2 separate regions of the Mus musculus genome follow, and region 1 is linked to region 2. Evidence: chromatin loops called from intact Hi-C (ENCODE). Cell type or tissue: heart. All regions are shown on one strand. Each heading gives the region's core, and the rest is flanking DNA. Links, peaks and the distances in the headings are about the cores only. Region 1 overlaps Zfp503 (zinc finger protein 503). Region 2 overlaps Lrmda (leucine rich melanocyte differentiation associated).

Evidence for each region. Hi-C counts contacts between places; a loop is a spot of excess contacts. Peaks named below come from ENCODE experiments on the same cell type or tissue, not always from the same donor. Only the 100,000 strongest peaks of a DNase experiment are listed, where the experiment ranks them.
Region 1: it touches region 2 in a loop (2.3-fold over the local background); 4 of 42 quality-filtered maps call a loop at or near these places.

What each region holds. Positions count from the first base shown.
Region 1 is chr14:21,984,836-21,987,735 of GRCm38, forward strand. It overlaps Zfp503 (zinc finger protein 503), which reads right to left. Exons shown (of 3, transcript NM_145459.3): 2 at 2,369-2,900; 3 at 1-1,681. The coding sequence starts at 2,698. The coding sequence ends at 53. Among named protein-coding and RNA genes, the nearest start is that of A330001L22Rik, 3.2 kb to the right of the region's middle. In heart, for the core only: a CTCF peak has its summit at 1,319; DNase peaks (open chromatin) are centred at 976, 1,356, 2,066 and 2,416; H3K4me3 peaks cover 2,500 bases; H3K27ac peaks cover 2,500 bases; H3K27me3 peaks cover 711 bases.
Region 2 is chr14:22,034,647-22,037,546 of GRCm38, forward strand. All of the region lies in intron 2 of Lrmda (leucine rich melanocyte differentiation associated), which reads left to right. It overlaps Gm41107 (a long non-coding RNA gene), which reads left to right. Exons shown (of 2, transcript XR_874399.2): 2 at 1-2,900. Among named protein-coding and RNA genes, the nearest start is that of Gm41107, 4.9 kb to the left of the region's middle. In heart, for the core only: no CTCF peak of the experiment used is centred there; a DNase peak (open chromatin) is centred at 1,435.

The DNA.
Region 1 (2,900 bases), core at 286-2,785, 50 kb before region 2:
GCTCCTCCCATCCCCCAGATCCTTCCTCTTTCCAAATTCCTCTGGGCCGCCCTCACTGATACCCCAGTGCGGAGGCAGTGGTCAGTCTCTGTCCGTAGAGGGCATAAGGGGAGTAGTATGGTCCGGTGGCGGCAGGCACCGGCACTGGGGCACCGGGCGTGGGGAGCGGGCTCTTGGAATACGGGTGGTAGCGGCTGCTGAGTCCCAGTGCGTGGTGGGGGCTGCGCAGCGCCAGAGTCCCTGGGCTGCCCGGTGCGCCCGACGTGGGGATGTGCATGTGACAAGCCATGGCTGCTGCTGCGGCGCTGGCGAGAGACGAAGAACTGGGGTAGCCCGACAGCAGTTTGTCTGTCCCTGGGAAGGCCGTATGGGTCCGCAAGTGGCTCAGCAGCTCTTCGGAAGTGGCGAAGCGCTTGTCGCACGGCCCATTAGCAGACACCCAGTTGCAGATGTGGGGGAGCGGGTCGTTAGGGAGCATGAAACCGTAGGGGTAGAGGGGGTGGCCGGCTAGGGAGGGTGGTGTGGCGCCCGCAGCGGCCGCAGCCGTCAGCGAGGAGTGAACGCCGTGCAGTGGGTGCGTGGGGTATACTAGCGGGTATCCCGATTTGAGCGCTGCTGCTGCAGCGGCCGGATCATGAGCGCACGAGGCGCTGGCGGCTGCAGCCCCGGCCAAGTGGCTGGCGCAGTGGTAGCTGAGGCAGTATGGGTCCCGGCACAAACTAGCTGTCATCACTGATGGAGGCGACGCCCCGGCCAGAGGACTCGAACCCGCTGGCTTACTGCAGCCAAGAGAGCCGGCTGCGGCCGCTGCCAGCTGAGCCCCTACCAGGCTGCCAGGTTTAGTGGGGTCGAGTGCCACACCGTGTGGCAAGAACTGGGGCGGGTAGCCAGCGTAGGCCCCAGCCAGGCTGCCTGGGTAGGTCATGCCCGCAGGGGGTAGAGGGAACACTGTCTGGCCCGGTTTGTAGGGAGATACCGGGGCCACCAGACCGGAGCCCAAAACCGACGACGAGGTGGGCGCGCTGGGGCCCGAACCCGAGCTTGAGCTGGAAGAGCCGCCACAGTCCGAGCCTAGAGCCTTGCCTCCTGGACCCCCTTCCGAGTGCTGGTTCACGTCCACGTTAATTCCGCCGCCGCAGCTAATCCGGCCGTGCCCCAGCCCGGCGGGTACCCCGTCTGCCGAGGCGCCCCCGGAGCCTTTGCTGCTGCCACCGCCGCCAGCTTCCGGATCTTTCTTGTCGTCCTTGCCCTCCGGGCCACCCCCGGCGGAGGGCAGCATGCCTCCCGGCGAACAGGCCGAGGCGCTGGAGCTGGGACTGCCTGTCCTGGGCGTAAATGGCTGGCAGGTGGCGCTCGGTACCCGGAATCCTGACTTCTCTGCAGCAACACCCCCGCCGCCGCCCCCGCCGCCGCCGCCTCCGCCGCCGCCTCCCGGCTCCTTCTTATCTGAACCGGGTTTGGAGTAAGGCTTGAAACTCGACTTGTCCTCCACGCCGATGTCGCTCAGCTTCAAGGGGCCCGACTTGGCGTCCTTGTCGCCCCCAGCTCCGTTGCCTGCACCACCCGCGCCGCCGCCGTTGGAGGCGACCGAGGAGAGTTTGGAAGAAGGCGAAGGGTCCGGCTTCCCTATCTGCGAACATGTTTGAGCCAGCAGCGCCAGTGGGCTCTTCTTGGCGTCCAGCTGCGGAGTCAGATGGGGAGGGGTTCACACAGAGAAAGAGAGAAACCCTTTAGAAACCTGCACTTAGGGTTCTAGTGCCCTTCGTAACAGCCCGCGAAAAGCATTTCAACTTCCAGGCGCAATTCTAAGTGGCACCCCACTCCGTATCCTTGGGAAAGATGCCAGAACCCCCTGGTCGCTCTAGGATCCTTCCTGAATTCTTTAAGTCACTACTTAGATTTGGAAACAATCTCTCGCAAATGTTTTGGTTTTCATCCCTTTAGATCCAGAATTGTACCCTCTTCCCCAGCACACACTCCTTGATTCTAAAGTGTGAGTGCTTGAGTGGTTGGCGCCTCCGAGGCTGTGTAAATATACTAGCTTCTGAGGAAGGCGACTTTGGAACAGTATACAGGCCCTTGTCCGCCTAGGGGCCGATGGGGGAGGGCTAGGTACATAGGGACTTTAATACAAAAAGGAGACAAGTTTGTGTGGCTTTGCCCCTTAGAATTTGCACCCAATTTCATCTCGTTGCTCTCTACTGACTAAGGTTGAGGAAGTACTGTCCTTTCCTCCCATCCTGGAGCTGAATCACTTCGACTGCCCCCACCCCCACTCCGAGAGCCCCAGATCCCAGGGGGGAAAGAAACCCCACAGGAAGGCAGCCCTGGTAGGGGACTCAGCTTGACCCCGAGAGAAGGTCCTTACCTCGATGGGGCTGACGGGCGTGGAAGGCAGGGGTTGCAAATACTCTGGGTGCAAAATGTGGCCAGTCCGTGCCGTCAGCATCTTCAGCACCTTGATGGGCAGGCGGTTAGCCTGGCGCAGGGGGTCAGAGGGGGGCACAGCGTGCACAAAAGGCTTGGTGCTGCCGGCCGGGGAGGAGCCTGGGCCGTGGCCGGAGCAATTTCCAGAAAGCGCGCTGGTCCAGGCAGGGTCCGCGCTGCCGCCGCCGCTGCCGCCGCCGCCGCCGCCGCCGCCGCCGCCGCCGCTGTGCTTACTGCTTCTTAGGGCAGAAAGCGAGGGCGCTGTGCTCATGACCCACCCGCGCGCATGGGAGCAGCGGGGGGAGGGCTCCGAGATGCGCGGGGCGGGCTCGGGGCTGCGCGCTCGCCCGGGGAGCGGGAGCAGCTGGAGGAGGAGCTGGCGCGGCGGACGCGGGAGCCCCGCGCGCTTTCTCGCCGCCGGGAGCCAGAAGCGAATAATCCTGGGTGGCCCGCAGCGGAGCCGTGATGGGGCT
Region 2 (2,900 bases), core at 181-2,680:
GTTGGGAATGGTGGGCAGCCACAGAGAGTTGTGACTGATGCAGGCTACGTCTGAGCTTTATTTTCTCAGAGACGACCTGTAACACACAGGAAGCACTTCCCACTAGCTGTGCCTCAATATTTCCTATAGTAATTGGGGGTATTCTAAGCATCAACTTTTATTTTCACTGAAACAGTTTTTGTCCTCTGGAACCTGAGGCCTCTTAGCTCTACCCATCTCTCTGCCTTCTTGTCTGTTCACAGGATATGATTTTGAGGTGTCAGTGATATTGCTATTCATGTTATGTCGGGGAGGGAGCTTTGGTGCTTTGAGGGTGGTCAGGGTAGCAAGACCGGCAGAACTTTTAACTCTTTTATACTTTCTAGGGAAAGTATAAAACCAGGCCACCAGGTTCTCCACCACAGAGACCTGCGGCTGCAGGATGCAGTTTGTTGCTTGATGGCCTTGGTAGTTGTTCTGTGTTTAGTGCATGAGGCTAGGATGCTAAATGCCTTGCTTAGTGTTCATCTGGGATGAAACAACAACAACAATAGCAACAACAATAACAACAACAAAACCAACCCTCTTCCCCTGAATGTGTGTTCCACTGAGGACCTGTGGATGCTTTTGTAGAATGACTCCCTAGATAGCCTTCATGGTAAAAACAAACTGGGCAGTAAACATTGAGAGGTGGTTGGTGTCCTCTCCAAGGGAGTCTAGGGATGGGGAGTTGAAGACATGATCCCAGCAATTATGTTTCTTTTCTTATTAGCAGATAGCAGCTAATGTTATGCAGGGCTCACTCCTTCCAAGGCCGGGAAGAACACTTCCCATATGTGTCTACTATAGCCCTATGTTCTCCAAATGAAACTATCGGAACCCACATCTCACACACAAAGTGGCTGAGGCCCAGGGAAGCCCAGATGCTCACTCAAGGCTGCACTGATGCTTAGAACAGTCAGAGAGTTGGGGTTGCATGTGCCAGGTCTGACTCTGGTTTTGTAGTTTTTCTGAATTGCTCTTATAATACAAACTAGCACTATTTATTTATTTATCTATTTATTTATTTTTTTTGCATTATTGTTTTTAATGACCTCTAAACTTTGGCTTTTCTGTGTAGCAATGTTTCCTTTTCCCTGTTAAAATCCCTAACAGCCAGTAGAAATAGCTATGACAGCGTTTCTAGTGCACCCCAAGACGCCCCAGGCCTCAGCTAGAGCCACACTACTTCTCCTCCCTCTTTCTCCCGCCTTTTAAAACCAGCTCTAGTTTGGGAAGCTGAGTACAGCAGTGCCCCAGGAGGCCCAGGTGGACTCAGAAGCAAGGCTTCCCAGAGGACTCACCCTGGGCTACAGTGCTTCTCCCTTTAGGCTGTGCAGGTTGGCTCAAATCCAAGGTGGTGGTCATGGGAAAAATTATTCAGCCTTGCTGTCCCAGCCCTGGAACAGTGGACCTTGGTTTTTGAGTCAGAGAGAAGATGTATGTGTGTGTGTGTGTGTGTGTGTGTGTGTGTGTGTGTGTGTTCACTTGCACATGGGCTCACACGCCCATACACTCCCTATCTGAAAGCCTCTTTCGTCTCCTCTGGGACTGGCTGTTGGTGGCTTTAGCTGCTCCATGTTCCCGGATGATGAAAGGGAGCCATTATCCTCTTTTTGCTTGGGTGTCTGTGTTTAATTGTAGGAATTTAATAACGACAAATTCTCCTTGGCTGAGGCTTTTCATGCCAGCTGTTTTCTCTTTTCCTTTGGACCCTTCCTCATCCATGCTGTAGCACAAGGTCACTTAGGGTTTACAATGAGATACAAACACACGCGCAGGTTTTCTTTAGAGTTGAAAAAAAAATAAAGGCTCCTCCCCCAGACCCGTCATTATGGAGATCAGCTGTGCACCCCACTCCCCATACCCCGTAAGCTGCTCTCTTGACTATACACAGAACCCTGTTCTTCATTCTTCAGGGTGTCTGCTTTTTCTCTGGTTATGCAGAAACAAGAGATGGGCACAATGCAGAAGACCAACAAAAGAGGTTTAGAAGGAAAAAAAAATCCCCAATCATTCTTGAGAGTTATTAAAAACAATTGGAGGCGAGAGCGAAAGAAGGGCTTCCAGCCCCCGTCCAGCCCATCTCCTGCTTCTGGGGAAGTGCTTTTTTAAGGAAATGCACCATTGTTAAAACTTTTCCTCCCCCCTTGATGGATTTATTTATAAGGTAGAGAAATATTTTCCCCATAATTGGGTAACTCTTAATAGTAGCAATTGCATATTTATCAGTGTGAGGGGCTGTTATTAATGTAACTGTCAGGCCCAAACACATTTCTGCATTAAATCCATTTAGTATGTGCATTATTCGGGCATGAATGTCACCGGGACATCAAAGCCCCGTAGGCATGGGGGCTCAGTGCCCTGCTGCGGCTGCCGAACAGGCCCTTGATCAATAAATGTAACATGTTAATGCAGAGCAAATAGAATAAAAGATTTCTTTGACAAGACATGAAAAATCACCTTGTGGCAGCTGGCATGTGATGCATTTCTGGGGGAGACACCAGCAAAGTTGATCTGACAAGTAAAGAGAGGAGATGATGGCTGGAAGGTGCTTTTGTTTCAAACTTCTTTCTTGACCTGTCAGGTTTTGAAGGCGCCTCAATGGCTCTTTTTTTTGTCATGTGAAAATTGTAGTCTTAGGTAGTTATGAAGCAGTTATCTCTTCTCGGGATTGTGAATGCTGCTGTTTAATTGATTCACTTAGCATTTGAAACTGTCACGCATTAATAATTGCGAAATCCTGTAGATACTGCGCACGGAGTGTGTCACGCTTAAATGTGTAGTTATCAGAAAATTAATATCCTTAATGAACCAGTGCTTTCAAACTAACATTGCATGAAATCTCTTTGGCCCTTTCACTTGTGAAAGCCACATCCTCC